2 separate regions of the Homo sapiens genome follow, and region 1 is linked to region 2. A link is an interaction called in ENCODE POLR2A ChIA-PET data of the cell type or tissue named here. Cell type or tissue: K562. All regions are shown on one strand. Each heading gives the region's core, and the rest is flanking DNA. Links, peaks and the distances in the headings are about the cores only. Region 1 overlaps TMEM176B (transmembrane protein 176B). Region 2 overlaps NOS3 (nitric oxide synthase 3).

What was found. ChIA-PET counts read pairs that join two places held together with the same protein. Peaks named below come from ENCODE experiments on the same cell type or tissue, not always from the same donor. Only the 100,000 strongest peaks of a DNase experiment are listed, where the experiment ranks them.
Region 1: POLR2A ChIA-PET joins it to region 2 with 5 read pairs; 2 of 35 experiments call an interaction of 5 or more read pairs at or near these places.

Annotation. Positions count from the first base shown.
Region 1 is chr7:150,782,224-150,793,532 of GRCh38, forward strand. TMEM176B (transmembrane protein 176B) reads right to left here. Exons shown (of 7, transcript NM_001101312.2): 5 at 10,865-11,092; 6 at 9,833-9,952; 7 at 9,078-9,400. The coding sequence ends at 9,308. Among named protein-coding and RNA genes, the nearest start is that of TMEM176B, 12 kb to the right of the region's middle. In K562, for the core only: no CTCF peak of the experiment used is centred there; a DNase peak (open chromatin) is centred at 5,598; H3K27me3 peaks cover 5,300 bases.
Region 2 is chr7:151,006,431-151,015,247 of GRCh38, forward strand. It overlaps NOS3 (nitric oxide synthase 3), which reads left to right. Exons shown (of 27, transcript NM_000603.5): 15 at 1-64; 16 at 459-575; 17 at 672-846; 18 at 2,500-2,632; 19 at 2,759-2,837; 20 at 2,968-3,155; 21 at 3,685-3,857; 22 at 4,167-4,377; 23 at 4,469-4,556; 24 at 5,921-6,042; 25 at 6,801-6,949; 26 at 7,294-7,488; 27 at 7,578-8,158. The coding sequence ends at 7,739. ATG9B (autophagy related 9B) reads right to left here. Exons shown (of 14, transcript NM_001317056.2): 14 at 8,721-8,817. Among named protein-coding and RNA genes, the nearest start is that of ATG9B, 14 kb to the right of the region's middle. RefSeq lists enhancers at 226-806, 807-1,387, 2,315-2,364, 6,860-7,551 and a silencer at 7,187-7,386. In K562, for the core only: CTCF peaks have their summits at 2,454 (motif pointing left), 3,073 and 6,575 (motif pointing right); DNase peaks (open chromatin) are centred at 1,851, 2,371, 3,051, 4,101 and 5 weaker places; H3K4me3 peaks cover 3,478 bases.

The DNA of each region.
Region 1 (11,309 bases), core at 1,564-9,563, 220 kb before region 2:
AACCACCAGCCAGTGTGCATGTCATCTTTTCTGAATGCAGCCTCCCAGATTTTGTTAACTTCACAAGGAAATTTTCTGGGCTGCGGAAGAGATCAGCAAATGAGTGAAACAAAATCATAAGATGCTGCTCCCCAGGCTCACGAACCTGATCCAGAGGAGCTTCTCTCTGTTCCTGGGCTTCAGGAACAGGCATGTGATGAGGGCACAAAAGACTAGACAGTAGGATGAAGTTCCAGAAGCGCCAGGCTTGGCAGTTTTCTGTCCTGACTGAGAACATGTTTGGTGAAGAAGAAAACAGCCAGCCACCAGAGCTGTTACTTTCAAGACAGACTTGGGCTTCCATATCTAAAAATATGGAAGTCTGGAGGCCTAAATCATCTAAAACATAATAATGTCATTAAATTAGAAATCAATAAGATCTAATGTAACTCAAGTATTCATTTTTTAGCAATGCAGTAGCCCAAAAGCCTTAAAAAATACTCACTACAAAAAAGCAGAAAATTCTGGACACAAATAGTTATTTTAAATTTTTGTAAATTCATTCAGAGCAACTGTCAATTTCTGTTAACTTGTTAAAAACTTGAGTTTTCATGGCTACATAGAGGACAGAAGAAAAACTGAGTGCCAACACAGGTGGAAAACAGATTTAGGTGCTTATATGAAACCAGGATGTTCAAATTATTCTATTTTCTGGCTGGGCACGGTGGCTCACGCCTGTAATCCCAGCACTTTGGGAGGCTGAGGCGGGCGGATCACTTGAGGTCAGGAGTTTGAGATCAGCCTGGCCAACATGGTGAAATCCCGTCTCTACTAAAAATACAAAAATTAGCCGGGTGTGGTAGTGGGCACCTGTAATCCCAGCTACTCGGGAGGCTGAGGCAGGAGAATCACTTGAACCTGGGAGGTGCGATTGCAGTGGGCCATACTCCAGCCTGGGTGACAGAGTGAGACTCTGTCTCAAAAAAAAAAAAATTATATTTTCAAGAGAAAAATAAACCCAAAAGAATTTTGCCCATAACAAACTGCGGCAAGGGCACTACCTTGGTTCTGGATAGAAAGGAAAGACTCTCCTGAGAAACTGTCGGCATTATAGCTCACATGTAGATTTGAGGCCTGCCTTAGTTTAGATTTCCCCAAAGCAGACTATGGCAAGGATGTGGATACACATAATTTATTTTGGATCCTGGAGATCACAAGTGAGAGAGTTAGGAGAGTGAGAAAGAAAAGGAGAAAAAAAGAGCATGTGCACTATGGGCTTAATCCACTAGAAATCTTTTGAAAAATATGTAGAATTTATAGCCTCAACTTATGATACCAAAAAATCTCAATCTGGGAATTTTTTAAATCCCAAACTTATAGTGATCCCAGGTTTCTGGCAGAAACAAACTAAAATCTTCTCTGAAAAAAGTACATTCATCAACCTAGGTTTCAAATATATCCCACAGATAAAGTTCCAACAAACATGAGGTCAAAATTTTTTTTTAAATCACAAAACATATAATTAAATAAAATATTTTTATATAAAAATCCCACAGCTAACACCAACGGTGAAAGACTGAAAGCCTTTTTGCTCATATCTGAAATGAGATGAGGAGGCTTATTCTTGCCATTTCTATTCCATGTAGTACTGGAAGTTCTAGCCGGAGCAAGTAGGCAAGAAACATAAATAAAAGGCATCCAAGCTAGAAAGGAAGAAGCAGAAGTATCTCTGTTCTCAGACAACATGATTTTATAGGTAGAAAACCCTAAAGATTTCAAACTCAGACACACACACACAAAAAATCTGTTTGAACTAATAATCTGTTTGAACTAATAAGTAAATTCAGCAAAGTTGCAGGATACAGAATCAACATTCAAAAATCAGTTGCGGGGCCAGGTATGATGGCTTATGCCTATAATCCCAGGACTTTGGGAAGTTAAGGTGAAAGGACCACTTCAGTCCAGGAATTCAAGGCTGTGGTGAGCTATGATTACACCACTGCACTCCAGCCTGGGCAATAGAGTGAGACTCTGTCTCTTTAAAAAAAAAAAAAAAAAAGGAGATGAACCTGAGTGGACTTTGCTCATGCCCACACTAAAACCTCCACCCGGGGAAGTTACAGTTTCCTGTTCATTGTACACCACCTATATGCTGGCATGAGGACTCGCTGAGTGCAGCTGAGAATCCTCTGCATGTGATGACGATGACGCACCCTCTCCACGGCCCCATAAGCCCTCCTGTCACTTTCTGTCGGGGAGGCATGGCTTTGGAGAATACCCTCAGTGCTCTCCTCACTTGTACGAAGTACAAGGCCTCCCATTAATGAAAACCTGAGTTCCCGCTAAAAGTTGTTTGTTACTTGGCAAGTGAACAAACCTCGTTTTTAGGGGTGAAACAGGAGGAATAGATTAAACCAGTAAGAAAGTGAGGAGTCAGGGGAGGGAGGTAAATGAGATAAATCCTGAAGTTCACAGCAGCACCTAGTGAAAGTGAATTCCTACTTCAGGAGGGGATTTTTTTGTACATTTGGCAGTTTTCCTAATATTTTGTTGCAACTTTTTGTGTGAGTGCTTCTTTGGATCTGAGGCTCCAGGCTTTCTCTGTGAAGTTTGACACCACAGGGCCTCATGCCATCCGCTAGAGAACCCTAAAGATTTCTTTAGAGTTAGAAATATCTGTAAAAGCAGACTCTGGGTTTTTGCAGAGGCAAGAGGTGGTCAAAAGAATTTTCCCAGTACAAGAAAATCCTCTCCTTTCTGCCATTTCATATCCTCCTCCTCTAGAAATACTTTTCCAGGAGGTTTTCCTGGTTGACCCAGGCAGCTAAGGTAGCAGAGGGCAGGGTAATTCCCAAGTGCCTCCCACACTGAGCAACAGAATTAGACACCACCCATCACCCACATCACATGAGCAAAGGCTGTGAATGCGAAGCCCAGACACTACTCCCTCTGCAACTTTCCTGCGGCCAGTCACTTCTGGAAACCTTGCCCTGCATCCCTCTTCCTTGTCTCAGCTGGAGTGGGGTGAGAAGAGCAGTGGGAAAGCAGCAGGGAAGAGGAGTCAGCCCTGACCACACTTCCCTCCCCAGCTCCTCCCCGTCCAGCAATCTGAGTCTCCTCTGGGAGACAGGCAAACCATGATCCGATAACTGCAGTTGTGTTGTGTTGTTTTGTTTTGTTTTGTTTTGTTTTGTTTTATTTTGTTTTGTTTTTGAGATGGAGTCTCGCTCTGTCGCCCAGGCTGGAGTGCAGTGGCGCGATCTCAGCTCACTGCAACCTCCACCTCCCAGGTTCAAACCATTCTCCTGCCTTAGCCTCCCAAGGATCTGGGACTACAGGCATATGCCGCCAGGCCTGGCGAATTTTTTTGTATTTTTAGTAGAGATGGGGTTTCACCGTGTTAGCCAGGATGGTCTCGATCTCCTGACCTTGTGATCCGTCCGCCTCGGCCTCCCAAAGTGCTGGGATTACAGGCTTGAGCCACTGCACCCAGCCGATAGCTGCAGTTTTTAACACGAAAAGGATTGGGCAATGACAGAGTTGTGAAATCTAGAATCTGGTCCTGATGTTAAAGAACCCAAGATCCAATGGGGAATGAGTGAGTTGACAAAATACAGTTAAAAGAAGTGACTAGAAAACAAAAAAAGAAGAAGAATCATTTCCTGTTTATACTCTGAATGGTTTTAAATCCTTCAATAAATATGTTGCACACAAATAGGCTTGAGATTATCTGCATGCCCTCGTGCCAGGGCCGTGAAGTCATGCCCATCTGTGTCTGTGCAGTTTTACCACCAAGACTGAGCTGTGCAAAGAGACAAATAGCTGTCAGCTTTTCCAAGTAAACAGAAGCAGAAAGAAGGAGTGTCACATCTGACTTTCTACAGAGCACAAAGATTCAGACTTCTAAGGCTATTCACAGGAGGGGAGAGGGGAAAGGATGGGAAGGAGAGACAGGAATAGAGGAAGTGGGGCCGGGAGAGGGATCAGATAGAGGGGAGACCATCTTCACTCAGAGGCTTGGAAACTCCAGGGGAAAAATACAGAAGTTGCCCGGCAGAAAGGGGCCATTTTGTGCAACAACAACCCAGGGGGAACAAAGAAAAAGAAAAAAGAAAACCACCAAGTTGACATTTGTCTACCAGAGTAAAAAAAGGAAAAGAATTGCTACTGGATCTAGCCATAAAAGGACTAACTTAGAGACACTGAAGTACAGGAATTAATACTATCTTCAGCTAAGGAAAGAGACCACTTTTTACTTTTAATTTCAGTATTTCAAAACCACTAGAGTTTTTTTTTTTTTTTTGGCAGGGGGTGTAGGGGATGGAGTCTCACTCTGTCGCCCAGGCTGGAGTGCAATGGCATGATCTCAGCTCACTGCAAACTCTGCCTCCCAGGTTCAAGCGATTCTCCTGTCTCAGCCTCCCGAGTAGCTGGGACTACAGGTGAGCACCACCATGCCCAGCTAATTTTTGTATTTTTACTACAGACGGGGTTTCACCATGTTAGCCAGGATGGTCTCTATATCTTGACCTCATGATCCGCTCGCCTTGGCCTCCCAAAGTGCTAGGATTACAGGTGTGAGCTACCGCGTCCAGCCACCACTAGAATTATTTTGTAAAACTCCAAGGTTAACAAGTTCATGAAAAGAATGAAAACAAAGAGATTAAATTCAGAGCCCTGTTCTGTATCTGAATTCTTTCCTGCAAACCACCTAACTGTAATATTCATACCCATGCCCCTCGAAATGTACGAAGCACATATAGTGCCTGGGACCTTGTGAAAATGCAGGTTCTGACTTGGCTGGTCTGGCGTGGAGGAGATTTTGCATCTCTAGCCAGTTCCCAGGGTTGCCCATGCAGGCCAGTGGATCACACCTTGAGCAGCAAGAATTGAGACCACCCACTGGCTGCCAAAATTTTTCTTTTACAGAATATAGAAGTGAAAAAAAAAATCAACCTTTACCCCCTAGTCTCTAAAAAAAAAAATTTTTTTGTTGCTTATTGACTGAATATTTATTAATAACCCGTAGAAGGCTGAATACAAGAAAAACATAGCTCCCACCTTCCTCCAGCCCATGGAGAAGCTCAGGATTATGAGCCGAGAAACTGTGACATCTTCCCTCGCCTCCAGTCTGGACCAGGTGTGTCCGCATGCCACCTGCTCTGCTAGTGCCAACAGGTCAGCACTGTGCCATCCCATGGGGAGTGTGACCTGCACAGAGAATCCCGTGCTCTGCCCCCAAAGCCCTCATGATTATAGAGAACAGAGTAGAGTTTCTACTGCTCCTTCATTATCCCTGGCCAGGCTCTCCCTCCTTCACCTCATTCTGCTCCAGTGACACATCCCAAGGAACAGACATGCCCAGTTTGAAACAGGGCAGCTCCTGCAAAGCCCCACTCTGGGGTAGCAGAGTCATCTGCCTTACGTGGAAACAGAAAGAAAAGGTCCCAGAACAGAGTGGCAGGGCCTTGCTTTAGGGCAGAGAGGACATTCAGCAGGAGCTGCAAATGTCAGCACCCAAGGTCATCAGGACAAGATAACGAACAGACTTAAGTGGCCCCAGATTTCCAAGTATTTCTACTTCCTCTTTTTGACCATATAGCTGGGCCCTTGATAGAAGGACATTTCAGAAGCCTCTCTCGGCCTCAGACAGTTTTGGCTGATATCCAAAGCAGAAAGCAGAAGCTGCTCTTTCTGGCTTGTTAACGTCTGAGCTCCCGGAAGAGATTATACCAGAAAAGCCTAGGAGATTTACTGGAAATTATACTAGAGGAGACTGTGCTAGAAATGCCTGTGATTATAGAGATTATGCTAGAAGAGATGTTGTGAAGACAAAGGGGGTGGGGTGCCCCTCAGGCGGCACTTAGGGAGTGGGGAGCTGTCCTGGAGACCCTGAGGAGTCAGATGTGGAGGGAGAGGAGAGGCTGGTGGGACCAGGCAACAGAGGGCGATGGTGGCCTGAGGATGTGATGAGACCTCAGGGTGATATGCCAGGAACACCAGCTCCTGGGAACTGCAGCTTTCAGCTGTGGCAAAGGCAGGTGTGGTCCCACACCATGAGAGGCACCCCTTTATGGGGAACCCGGAGGGCTGCACAAAGGGCTCCTCAATAGTAAACAAGGAAGGGATTTTGAAAACGCAGTGCTGGGGCACACCTGATCCCCCTCTCAGGCTGTCCCAAGCTGTCTCCCGTCTCCCAGTGTCTGAGTTTGCTAGGGCTGCCGTAACAAAACACCGACTGAGGGGCTTAAACAGGAGAAATTTCTTTTCTCTCAGTTCTGGAAGGCCAAAGTCCAAGATTTGGCACCAGCGGAGTTCCTCTGAGGCTCTCCTTGGCTAGTAGATGCCGTCTTCTCCCTGTGTCCTCAGGTGGCCTTCCCTCTGGGCCTGTCGGCATTCTGATTGCCTCTAATATGACATCAGACATATTGGATGAGGGCCCACCACAATGATCTCATTTTAACTTAATTACCTCTTTCAAGACACTGTCTCCAAATACAGTCACATCCTGAGCTACTAGGGGTGAGGGCTTCAACATATAAATTTGGAGGGGACAAAAATTCAGCCTCTCACGCCCACCACCTCCCACCCTACCCCAGAAGCAAAAAAGGTTTCCTTCCTGCCTCAAGGACTCTGGTACTCTCCAGGCTTGAGGACCAGCCCTCTGTCCATGCTGCAGTATAGATTGAGATCTTTGCAGATGGAGTTCTGAATATCAACATCTGTGACAACTAAAAGACAACCCCCCTGCCCAACTTTGGCCAAAGTTCCTTGGAGTCAGGGTGGTGAGTGGGCAAGTAACTCAGTCCTATCAAATGTGCCCATGGACACTGAGGTCTGAGCAGCCCTGCGCACTCTGCGTTCTCATGGCTGTTCACGACATGAGCAACGGCAAGCTCAGGGTGCTCTGCCCCTGAGTGTCTGCTACTTTGCATTCTCCTTTCTCATGTTCCTTGTCTTCCTACAGTTCTTCAGCAAGCACACCACCTTCCTGCCTGCTGCATCGCTAACTTGGCAGTCAAGTAACATTTGTTCTTTGTAGTAAAGGGTTTATGCCTCACCTCTTAAGCAGACTGTAAACTTCTTGGTGTCAGAAGCTCTGTCTTAAGTCTGTGTGTATCATAACCCTGCACACAGCAGGACATGGTAGTCGGGAACGGTGAAGGGTCTGAGATCTAACTGTACATGCAGGTCAACAAGTCAGTCTGCCACAGTTTCATGGATGCTGGTAGAAGCCACAAAACCCCGAGTTATGACAAAAAACAATTTATTACACACGGCAATAGCAGTGGCCACGGTAGCAGCATTTTTGCGTGGGTTCTAGGACCCCAGTTCCCACAGACAATGCAAAGAGGCATTGCAGGTGACACCAGCACAGCCGGTGGGCTGGGTTCTAGAAAAGGAACCCTGAGCTTAAGGAATCTGATTCTTTTATAACAGGTGATCATGCCTGTCCTTTGGTCCAGAAGAAGACACTATTTTCCAAGGCTGCCCATTAGGAGGTGAGAACATCTTTGAAAAGGCAGTCAGTGCCACTGCTCACAAGATGTGTGGAAACATGAGACACGGGGAAAGGCAGCCATCCGCATTTTTTGATGGGTTAAGCATTCCCTGAAGCCTGGCTAAGTGAGGCCCCATAGGTTCTTGCCCTGCTAATGGGTCTCTTTCCACACTATCCATTTCAACCCAGCTTGGCTTCTGGGCTTAGCTACTTTACATTTGCCTGTTTAGCAAAGAATTGGGGGCTTCCATTACTCCATCACTGGCAGTAAAATAAATGTTGAGGTTCAGGAGATTCTAAATTCCTCTGAGATTCTAATGTCTTCTTTACTGGGGACTGAGGGAGGGATGGGGACTGCAATGGTTCTGAGTCCAAGTTTTTCTGCCTGATGATTTGTGGGCTCTGGACCCTGGGAAATGAGGAAACCAGCTGGCTACACACCCGCTGCTCATCCAAGGCTGGCTCCCCTTGGAAGGGATTCTTGAGCACTCCACACCCCTCAACAGCGAAACAGAACGTAACATTCTACACTGCAAGCTCCTACATCGGGGCCAGCAAGCTTTGTGTGTAAAAAGCCTAATAGTAAATATTTTATGCTTTGTGGGCCATTCAGTCTCTGTTAAGACTCCTCAACTCTGCCCTTGTGGCACAAAAACAGGTACAATGTGTAAAGAAATGGGTGTGGTTGTGTTTAGATACATTTTTATTTACAAAATTCAATGGCAGGCTGGATTTACCCCTCAGGCTGTAATCGGCTGACCCTGTCCATATTCTGAACACACTCCTGTCTCGCAGGCTTCTTTACAAGCCTCTATGTAAAGCACAGGCTGGTGAGGGCCCCAGGAAGAGCAGCACCGCCCTCGGCACAGGCCCCTACTCCAAGTCCTGTGCAGGAGCAGGTCTTGCCCAGCGCAGCAGCTCTGCACCTCTGTGGCACCGCTCTGCCAAGAGGGAAGGTGCAGGCCCTGCAGCCCATCGCCTTGGATCTGAAGACCAGCCCTGTGGGGCTGCTAAGTCATGAAACTGGCCTCATGGAGATTTCATAAAGCCCCTACCAGCTTTCCTGCCCTTCAGAAATGCTTACATCTATATATTTATGTTATATCTTCATATATAAAGAAAATGGAAAAAGTCAAAATCAGTTTGCTATCATTTACAATGAAAGGAAGGAAGACTAAGGATGTGTTTATGTGTGTGTGGAGACAGGAAAAGAGACAGAACCAACACTAATTACTGCAAAACGAAAAAAGAGAAAGGAAGGAAGACAGGGAGGGAGGGGGCAAAAATCTCATTCCATGCTCCACACAGTTCTCTTAAGTCTACAGGCCGAGGTTGTAGGAGCCTAGACAATCTCAGCAGGTAAGAAGATTCTAGGCCCACTAGACTTACACTTTACACTGAATTGAAGAAAATCATAAAAAGGGGTTTTGCCACCTGGATGTACAGCAGAACATAATTAAATTTAATCTTCTTGGGACAGTGTTTTAATGGGATAAATCAGCTCCCATTTAACCTCATACATAGCGACACAAAGAAAGGCCTTTCATGGCGCACGAGGTGTATAAACAAAGGGAAACCATATCTTTCTGGGCAAAACTGCTTTTCTGGATTGTTTATTATGTTTAATCAGCATTGTGGAAAATGCAACAATATCTGTTCATGGACTTGAGAACCCCAGAGTGGGAACAGCAGGTGCGGATGTGGGGAGAAGAAAGGAGGAGGGTCTGGAGAGCGGCCATAGGGGAGGCAAGTGTGAGGAGCCAGGAGTGGGGGCCCTGGGCTGCCCTAGACAGGGACATGCGGGCACCCCGTGGGGTCTTTGGCAGCTCACAGGACAATGGCAGTGGAGGTCTGCTCCCTAGAGGGCGAAGGGGGCACTGAATTCTCCCCCAGTAGCCTCTTCTCTGATCCTTCCTCATTCTGGAAAAAAAAGAAAAAAGAAATCCTTAGGGGAAAAGGATGCAGGCAGAGTTAGTATCATAGAACTCAGAAAGCAGAAAGAGGAAAGGAGGAGGGAAAGGAAAAGGTGACAGGAAAAGCAGATCAGGCAAAAAAAAAACAAGGTGGCAGAGGAAGGGGAGTCAGACGAACACCTGGGACAGGGCAGAGGGGAGAGTGGGGAGATCAGAGCAGAGGAGGGCGCAGAGAGGCACAGGGCGGCGACAGTTGGCCCAGGACCATGGTGATGGCCACATTCCCCAGACAGCAAAGGGGAGAGCTGCATATGGAAAGAAGCTGAGGGGCACCAGGCCCAGCCTCAGGTTCGGGTGCCCCTGGCCCCGCACTCCTACCTGTCCCACACACTCACCACCCAGACTCACGCTGCCCAGAGGCCCCTCCCCGACAACTCACCAGGGGCTGGGAGCTCTGGCCACACAAGTTTCGAAGACCTACTCCCAAGGAAACCAAGGACACAATGACCTTCAAGACACAGACAGCCAGGAACAGGGCACGGATTGCTGTGAACAACTTCTGGAGATAAGGGAAGAACAAAGATAGTCAGGTGTCAGCTACTCCAATGCTGCCCACATCACCACCCTCTCCACCCACCCAGGCACTGACTCTATCCAGCTTGCTGCTCCCACCACAGCTGACTGTGTTTCCAGCCACAGCTTCCATCCCGTTGGCTTGTCTGCAGAGTGAACTTATCACTCCCTGTCAAGAAGTGGAGACTATTCCTTCAACCCGTAGAATCTGGAAGGGCCTAGAACTGCTTTGGCCACAGTGAAAGTGACACTATACAGTGACAGGGAAGCCCTTAGCTGGTCTGGCAGCTTCTACTTTCTGTCTCCTGAAATGCTTGCAACTAGGGTACTCCCCATTGGAATCCAGTTTCTGTGCTATGAGAAGCCCAAGCCAAGTGGAGAAGCCATTGCCGGCTCTTGCTGACAGCCCCCGCTGAGCTCCGGACCATGCAACTACATCATCTCAGACCTCCAGCCTCGGCGAGCACTTGGATAACTTCACCCCCATCTGACTGTAACTGCATGAGAAAACCCGTGAGTGAGAATGGCTCATCTGAATCCAGCCAACTCACAGCACCGTGAGAAATAATAAGTTGTCATTTTAAGCCACTACATTTTGGTGTGGTTTTTAATTCAGTAATGGAAAACTGTGATACCAACACACCAGAAAAGCCAGAAGGGTGACCCACTATCTCCTCTCTGAAATGTCTCCTCTTTGTTCCTCACCCTCCTTGATTCAGAGAATCTTCGTGTCATGAGGTCTGAAAAATGTCTGTAGCTTACATTAAAACCTCCTGAATGAAAGACCCAGCATGAAGTCCAAGCTCAAAGAGCCTACATCTCTGTCCTCCAGGGCCCCCAGCTCCCTGGGAAAAAAGAGCTGTGATGGGTCCCCGAAGACTGGACTCTTCCTGCTCACCCTCAGCATCTGCATGTAAGCTCTACACTCCTCCTTCTGCCATTGGTTCTCTTGACTTCGCCGCATCCATCTGTACCCAGTGGTAGGGAAGACAGGGTCTGAGCGATCACACACAGTGTCGATGTATAAAAAGGGTTCAGTTTGCCAGATGAAGCTATTCACGCAGAGGACAACAGCAGCCATAGCTGTAGCAAAGCCTGCCAGGGTGAGCAGGCTGGATATATAGCCCTGGAAGAGAAAGAGGGTCATGACACACGCTCCTTCAATCGGTGGAAGAGTCATGAGGTCCCCGCCTCAAATCCCTCTCCTCTTCCCCAGCCCTTGTCCAGGAAACCCTCTCCTCCCCTCCAAGAAAGACCCCAAGATATTGACAACCAAAGGGCAGAAGACAGATAATGGAGCAGAATTCAGGAGGGGGTCAGTGAACAAGGTGGAGAGAGGGTGT
Region 2 (8,817 bases), core at 1-8,000:
TTGCAGCTGCCCTGATGGAGATGTCCGGCCCCTACAACAGCTCCCCTCGGCCGGAACAGCACAAGTGAGTTGGGTGAGAGTTTGGGGGAGCTGGGGGAGCTGATGCATTTGGAGACACAAACAGAAAGGGGGTCTGAAAAGCTCTCCCTCTGTGCCTCAAGTCGTTTTCCCACCAAAAGCCAGGGCTCCAGGATGCCCTCCATTCCAGGCTGCAATGGCAGTCCAGACCTGCCTGCTTCTGAGAGCCGGGACAGTCCTGAGGTCTTCAGAGATGGGGGTGTGGTGTGTCAGGGCCCCAGGCTCGGAACCCCAGGGATGCTGGCCCTCAGCCCCTCCCAAGGGCAGGGCCTTTCCTGTCCCAGAGGCAGAGACCCTGAAGCCGTCCCTGGGGCTGGGGCTGGGCCTAGCCTGTATCCCCAGGGCCCTGTGACAACCTTGTCTTTGTCCTCTCTTGCCAGGAGTTATAAGATCCGCTTCAACAGCATCTCCTGCTCAGACCCACTGGTGTCCTCTTGGCGGCGGAAGAGGAAGGAGTCCAGTAACACAGACAGTGCAGGGGCCCTGGGCACCCTCAGGTCAGGGCCTCACCAAGAGGGGTGCAACGGGTGGGCAAGCTGCCTGGGCAAACGTGGCCTGCAAAGGGAGCTCCACTGACGACCCCTGCACCCCAGGTTCTGTGTGTTCGGGCTCGGCTCCCGGGCATACCCCCACTTCTGCGCCTTTGCTCGTGCCGTGGACACACGGCTGGAGGAACTGGGCGGGGAGCGGCTGCTGCAGCTGGGCCAGGGCGACGAGCTGTGCGGCCAGGAGGAGGCCTTCCGAGGCTGGGCCCAGGCTGCCTTCCAGGTGAGCCCAGCCCAGCCCCTGCTCTGACTCCTGCCCCCTGGGATGCCTCCTCCTGCCTCACTCTGCCCTGATTCTGTTTGGTTCTTTGGTCCCTTCCTGTTCCTTCCAAAATCCACCCTCATCTCTCCATGGCATAGCCAGCTCTTCTGGGTCAGGGGCAGAGGATGACATGGCCCTGCCGACCACAGGGGTGCCTAGCCCAGGCAGAAGTGCAGCCGAAAGAGAGCAGGCAGGGCCCTGGCAGGAGGGAGCTTCAGCCAGGCACAGGCTGGGCCTCACAAGTGGGCGCACAAAGGGAGGGGGTGCAGGGCAGGGCAGGGGACCCCACCCAGGATGGGCAGGATGGAGGGAGAAGGAAGGGACAGAGAGAAGGTCAGACAGAGGCAAGGGCTGAAGCTGAGGCCAGCACAGAAGCCACAGGAAGCCAGAGGCCAGACAGCCTGGGGCGGTGCCTGCACCGCAGAACTGGTCCCGGGCCGGGCAAGCAAGCACAGGGAGAGGTGGATCCCTGGGGGCTGTGGCTTTTTAAGCCTGGGCTTCCTCAGGGGCAGTGCTGCCTGTCTGGGGATCATGTCTGCAGTTGACAAGGGCTCGGTCTCCCCAGTGCCACACTGTTCAGGGCAGTGCTGCTGTCCCGGGGCCCAGGCTGGAGCTCAGCAGATTTGCCTTGATTGGAGGAGGAGGGCATCCTAGGAGGAGAGGGAGTGGGGGCTACCTCAGGGACGGGGAGGTCAGGCTGCAGAAACACATAGGCCCTGATTGGGAAGAAGGGAACGGAAAATAAGACTTAAAGAATTTAAACAAAAAGAGCCATTGCAGCGGGATGAGACCACATCATCAGGTTTTGGGAATAGGACTTTAGAGGCGTAGGATCCATTACAGCATCACCGAACCAGAAGCAGGAAGGCTGAGCTAAGCAGAGCAGCAGCAGTGGAGATAGGAAGGAAGGGAGGGAGGGGCCGAGGAAGGAAGGAAGAGATATAAGACTTCACACGCACCACAAAAGAAAGATTAACGGGACTTGGTGATATGAGGCTCAGCCAATCACGGGTGAGCCCTGCATTTCAAGCCTGGGACTGGCCCAGCAGTTTTCCAGCTGTGTGCCTGACCAGGAGTAGACGGGATCCACACCCTCCCAGGGATCTGCCCCGTGGGGTCCCCTCTGCCGCCCGAATTGTGCGTCCCTTCCCAGGAGCACTTACTATCTGCACGCACTTTGTGGAAAGCTAAGGGCTTTACATAAAGTATCTCATTTAATCTTCACCAGAACACAATGAGGTGTAAAGATGGGGAAACTGAGGCATGTCACTGTAAGTACGGGATTCGGAATTTGAATGCAGGTCTGAACACACAGACGCCTTCACAGAGCTACCGTGTGCCAAGCACTATGCTTCTCGGATCACGGGATTAACACGCACCAGATAAGGAACGATGCACCAATCAGGACGTGCAGAGAAAGAGCCAGCCGGGTCCCTGGGCCCAGCGGCCAATCCATGAAATGGGCTGGCGGAAAAGGTGCTGTCCTTGGCGCCGGCCTCAGCCACTGGGGCTGCCAACCCCCCAGGAGCAAGACGCAGTGAAGCCGCCCAGGCGCCTCACTAGGGCGACCCCTGGTGGCGGGAGGTCCTCAGCCCTCACCGGCCTGTCCCGCAGGCCGCCTGTGAGACCTTCTGTGTGGGAGAGGATGCCAAGGCCGCCGCCCGAGACATCTTCAGCCCCAAACGGAGCTGGAAGCGCCAGAGGTACCGGCTGAGCGCCCAGGCCGAGGGCCTGCAGTTGCTGCCAGGTGGGCCCTGCCCTCACCCTAACCCGGCTGGTTCTCTGAGGCCCCCACACCCCGGGACTAAAGCACTCTGGGGCCAGGCCCTGCTCCCTAGCTCAGGCTGCCTCATTTGCCCCTCCCCGCCCCCAGGTCTGATCCACGTGCACAGGCGGAAGATGTTCCAGGCTACAATCCGCTCAGTGGAAAACCTGCAAAGCAGCAAGTCCACGTGAGGACGACGGCTTTACCGCCCCCCCACCCCTGTCCTGAACACCCTGACCCTGGACCCTCCTCCTCCCACATTCTCCCGCCCCCACCCCTCTCTGACTCCCCATAAGTGCCCCTCTCCCCACCCCCAGGAGGGCCACCATCCTGGTGCGCCTGGACACCGGAGGCCAGGAGGGGCTGCAGTACCAGCCGGGGGACCACATAGGTGTCTGCCCGCCCAACCGGCCCGGCCTTGTGGAGGCGCTGCTGAGCCGCGTGGAGGACCCGCCGGCGCCCACTGAGCCCGTGGCAGTAGAGCAGCTGGAGAAGGGCAGCCCTGGTGAGGGGCAGCCTGGGAAGCAACAGGGCACACCAGCCCCATGCCCAGCCCCACCCCCGGCCCCAGGCCTCCAGGAGCTCAGGACCCGACCCAGGGGGTGGCCACCTCCTCCACAGCTCAGCAGGCAGGCTCAGAGCTGGCTGTGCTGCCCACTGCCGGGCTGGCCTTGTTGCTGGACCATCCCCACACCCTCAAATGCACCCCCACCAAAAGGCTGTCCCCTCCCTCTGGGCTCCTCTCCGAGGCTCCCCTAGCAATCTAGCTTGCTCTGGAGCTGGCACTGGGGCTATTTGCTGCCACATCAATGCCTGGGCTTTATTTAAAATAAGGGGGTGGAGTCAGAGGCAGAGGAGCCCAGACCAACCCAGTCCGGCCAGGGGCCCCCGAACAATACACTGAGGCTACCTAGACAGGCCGACCCCGCTGCTCAAGGGCAGGCTCTCTAACAGTCACCAAAACACAAACATCAGCCCAGGTACTGCAGTCCTGCTGGGCCCTGTCCTCAGAGCTCCCTGTGCACTATCCCCAGGTGGCCCTCCCCCCGGCTGGGTGCGGGACCCCCGGCTGCCCCCGTGCACGCTGCGCCAGGCTCTCACCTTCTTCCTGGACATCACCTCCCCACCCAGCCCTCAGCTCTTGCGGCTGCTCAGCACCTTGGCAGAAGAGCCCAGGGAACAGCAGGAGCTGGAGGCCCTCAGCCAGGTTGGGGGCCACCCCAATGAGGCACAGGGGCTAGAGAGACGGGATGAGCTGGGGGGACCCCAGTGGCAGGAAACCCCCATGCAAAGTCCCCCCTGGACTTTCTTCTCCTGGCCGACATGCACTGGTGCTTTAAGACCCAGCTCCTCAGGGAGGAATTCATGGCTGGATTCTCCAGGTCTTAGAGAAAACTCTATTGGCCTGAACTGAGCAGGGAGAAACCCTAAAGAGGCTCAGTGGGGGAGGGGTCAAGAAGGGAGGTTACTAGGAAGGGCTATGGGGCCTCCAACCCACTGCATCCTGCCCCGCCAGGATCCCCGACGCTACGAGGAGTGGAAGTGGTTCCGCTGCCCCACGCTGCTGGAGGTGCTGGAGCAGTTCCCGTCGGTGGCGCTGCCTGCCCCACTGCTCCTCACCCAGCTGCCTCTGCTCCAGCCCCGGTACTACTCAGTCAGCTCGGCACCCAGCACCCACCCAGGAGAGATCCACCTCACTGTAGCTGTGCTGGCATACAGGACTCAGGGTGAGGCAACAAGCAGGAGCAGGCCTGGCCACAGCAGGGTTGGGACCGGCCCCTCTCTGGCCCCTCACCGGCCTCTCCTTCCCACCCCCAGATGGGCTGGGCCCCCTGCACTATGGAGTCTGCTCCACGTGGCTAAGCCAGCTCAAGCCCGGAGACCCTGTGCCCTGCTTCATCCGGGGGTAAGTGAGATGGAAGACTTGGTGGGGAGCTGCCCAGGGTCAGGGTGGCAGCTTTGGTGAGGAGTGTCACTGGTGAGGGGTGTCACTGGAAACAGGAAGGAGCTCTGTAACATGTCAAGGGTGTGGTGTCATTAGGTCACTTCAGAACTCTGGCTAAGCTTTGGCTCTCTCATTCATTTAGACTCAGAGTTCTGCCCTGAAACTATAGCTCCCAGAGCCAGAGCTGGGATCAAACCGGCTGGCCCTGTGGCTTTCTGAAAGCTTCTGTGTTCCTCTCTATGTCCCTGGGCTGTCTGATGTTGGGCAGCATGGCACCTGGGAACTACAGTCACTAAATCCTCACTCAATCCAGGGAGAACTACTAGTTAGGGTTAAGACCACCCTTGGCCTTGGTGTCACCAAGGACTCAAAGAAGGTGAAGGTTTTGGTTTTTTTTTCCCCCAGAGATGGAGTCTTGCTCTGTCGCCCAGGCTGGAGTGCAGTGGTACGATCTCGGCTTACTGCAACCTCCGCCTCCCGGGTTCAAGAGATTCTCCTATGGCGTGAACCTGGGAGGTGGAGCTTGCAGTGAGCCAAGATTGTGCCACTGCACTCCAGCCTGGGCGACAGAGCCAGACTCTGTCTCAAAAAAAAAAAAAAAAATATTCTCCTGTCTCAGCCTCCTGAGTAGCTGGGATTACAGGCACCCACCACCACGCCCAGCTAATTTTTGTATTTTTAGTAGAGACGGTGTTTCACTATGTTGGCCAGGCTGGTCTCGAGCTCCTGACCTCACGATCCTCCCACCTCCGCCTCCCAAAGTCTTGGGATTACAGGTGTGAGCCACCGCGCCCGGACCGAGGGTGAAGGATTTTAAGAGACCCTTCCTTCATGCTGTGTCCAGAAGTCTTGCCCGCTCTCGCAGCCAGGAACCAAAAGTCCTGGTAGGACTGAGAACAGTTCCTAGGCTGCCATCAGCTGGGCCTGGTGATTCAAATCCACCCAGGTGGCTAAACTACAAATAAACCGTACCCATCTACTGAACATAAACTAAATACCACTATTAAGGATACTTAAAATAAACACACTTAGTGAACCCATTATGAACTGAAAGTGTCTTTCACCCTTCCCACGTTTTCTAAATCCCCTGAGTCATCTAAGTATTCTTCAATCCAAAATGAACTATATTTCCTTTGGTGCAATCTCCAGAAACCACAGATCCAAGGAGTTTCAGCAAGTAGAGTTGTTTTTTGTTTTTTGTTTTTTTTTTAATTTTTTTTTGAGATGGGAAGAACTTGGGTCCTCCTTGCTCCACCCACCCTGCATGGTGAGAATGGTGGAGCAGGAAAGGCAAAGGGGACCTGATGGAGTGTCTCTCCTGCCAGGGCTCCCTCCTTCCGGCTGCCACCCGATCCCAGCTTGCCCTGCATCCTGGTGGGTCCAGGCACTGGCATTGCCCCCTTCCGGGGATTCTGGCAGGAGCGGCTGCATGACATTGAGAGCAAAGGTGAGGCTGGGGACTAAAGGACTGCCTGAAGGGAGTCACACAATCTAGGGACAGAGGGGTGGGGCTGGAAGGCAGGAAATAGGAAAGAGAGGGCAGGAAACAAAGTCCACAAAGCTGAAAAGACGCTCATGAGACCAAGGGGAGGGCAGGTACCAAAGGCAAGGGCTGGGCCCTGAGCTTCTGGCTTCCTGGTGCCTGGTACATAGTAGGTGTTGACTGGATTGAGGACAAAGGAAAATAGAATTTTCAAAGGGATTAGGGCTAAGACTCAAAGAAGAACTGCCCAAGGTGGATTCTTGACTGTGCCAGAGCTGACCGAGGTCTGTCCAAGACCTAAGGATGCTACAAGGTGTTCATATTGAGCATGGGGTGCCCAGGGTGGTCTGTCAATCAAAAGAAGAGGGCTGTGACTGGGAGGAGAGTTATAAGTATGGGAGAATATGAAGTGGGAGCGGGGAAGGGGACTGCGATGTCACACAATGCAAAGGGCATGGAATTCTGAGTCCGAAGCCGCGCATTCTAGCGCAGCTCCACCAGGGGCCACCACCTCACCCGCGCTTCCCTTCCCTCTGTAAATCAGGGCTGTGCAGGGTCTCTGTGAAAGCATTCTACACTCTCTTAGAGATGAAACAGCCAAAGTAATGGTGGTTTCAGCCCAAAACGCTGGGCTGCCAGGCTGGGCGACGGTGGCCTGTGGGGAGGCCCCACTAGCACTGTGCCCCGGAGAAGAGCCTTCCCAAGCGCGGGGTTGCTTGCAGGGCTGCAGCCCACTCCCATGACTTTGGTGTTCGGCTGCCGATGCTCCCAACTTGACCATCTCTACCGCGACGAGGTGCAGAACGCCCAGCAGCGCGGGGTGTTTGGCCGAGTCCTCACCGCCTTCTCCCGGGAACCTGACAACCCCAAGGTGTGAGACCCTGAGGGCGCAATGGTAACCTGAAGATAGGGAGAGAGGGGAGGACTCGCGCTCTCCAGCGGGGCACACCAACCACGGCCCTCCCGTGGCCTCCCACGACCACTCAGCCACCCCTGCACACTCTGGCCCACCCTTGTGCCCCGGCCCCTCTAGGCCCGCCTCCTCCCGCCCCTGCCCCGCCCCTTTGGCTCTGCCCCTGTTGACACCGCCCCAGGGCACGCAGGCCCCACCAGGCCCGCTCCGGAGACTTTCACGTCCAGGGCCAGCCAGCAGCCCCGGGCTGCGCCCCCGCGCCCACCCCCACCAGGGCCCGCCCTAACCCCGCCGCCCCGCAGACCTACGTGCAGGACATCCTGAGGACGGAGCTGGCTGCGGAGGTGCACCGCGTGCTGTGCCTCGAGCGGGGCCACATGTTTGTCTGCGGCGATGTTACCATGGCAACCAACGTCCTGCAGACCGTGCAGCGCATCCTGGCGACGGAGGGCGACATGGAGCTGGACGAGGCCGGCGACGTCATCGGCGTGCTGCGGGTGCGGAGGGGCGGGCCGGGCCTGAGCGTGCGGGGTTCCTGCTAAGGTCTCCGAGTCGGGTTCTGATCCACTGTGCTCTTTTCCGACAGGATCAGCAACGCTACCACGAAGACATTTTCGGGCTCACGCTGCGCACCCAGGAGGTGACAAGCCGCATACGCACCCAGAGCTTTTCCTTGCAGGAGCGTCAGTTGCGGGGCGCAGTGCCCTGGGCGTTCGACCCTCCCGGCTCAGACACCAACAGCCCCTGAGAGCCGCCTGGCTTTCCCTTCCAGTTCCGGGAGAGCGGCTGCCCGACTCAGGTCCGCCCGACCAGGATCAGCCCCGCTCCTCCCCTCTTGAGGTGGTGCCTTCTCACATCTGTCCAGAGGCTGCAAGGATTCAGCATTATTCCTCCAGGAAGGAGCAAAACGCCTCTTTTCCCTCTCTAGGCCTGTTGCCTCGGGCCTGGGTCCGCCTTAATCTGGAAGGCCCCTCCCAGCAGCGGTACCCCAGGGCCTACTGCCACCCGCTTCCTGTTTCTTAGTCGAATGTTAGATTCCTCTTGCCTCTCTCAGGAGTATCTTACCTGTAAAGTCTAATCTCTAAATCAAGTATTTATTATTGAAGATTTACCATAAGGGACTGTGCCAGATGTTAGGAGAACTACTAAAGTGCCTACCCCAGCTCATGTGGATTACAGTTTTTTTTTTTTGTTTTTTTTTTTTTGAAACGGAGTCTCCCTCTGCCGCCCGGGCTGGAGTGCAGTGGCGTGATCTCAGCTCACTGCAACCTCCACCCCACAAGTTCAAGTGATTCTCCTGCCTCAGCCTCCCAAGTAGTTGGGATTACAGGTGCCTGCCACCGCGCCCGGCTAGGTTTTGTATTTTTAGTAAAGACGGGGTTTCACCATCTTGGCCAGGCTGGTCTTGAACTCCTGACCTCGTGATCCAACCGCCTCAGCCTCCCAAAGTGCTGGGATTACAGGTGTGAGCTACTGCACCCGGCGTGGATTACAATTATAAAATGACAAGATTTCTGTTTTAACCTGTGCAGTTGTGGGTATGTGGTGGGGAAAGGGGTCATTCTTTTGACAGAGTCCTACACGCCACTTGACCCTGCACTCTGAAAACATGGTTTCCAGCCAGTCTGGGCTGCTCCCCCGTGCAGTTCTCAGGCTCGTGATCGAGAAGGCAGGTGCAGCACTCAGCTGCCAGGAGTGGGGCCTGCCAGAAACAAGAGTCACAGAGATGTGCAACAGCCATGAGCAAGCTTTACTGCTTATTTCATACAGGATGGGGAGCCACACCCACTTCCTGGGACATCACACCCGTACTGAAGTCCAAAAAC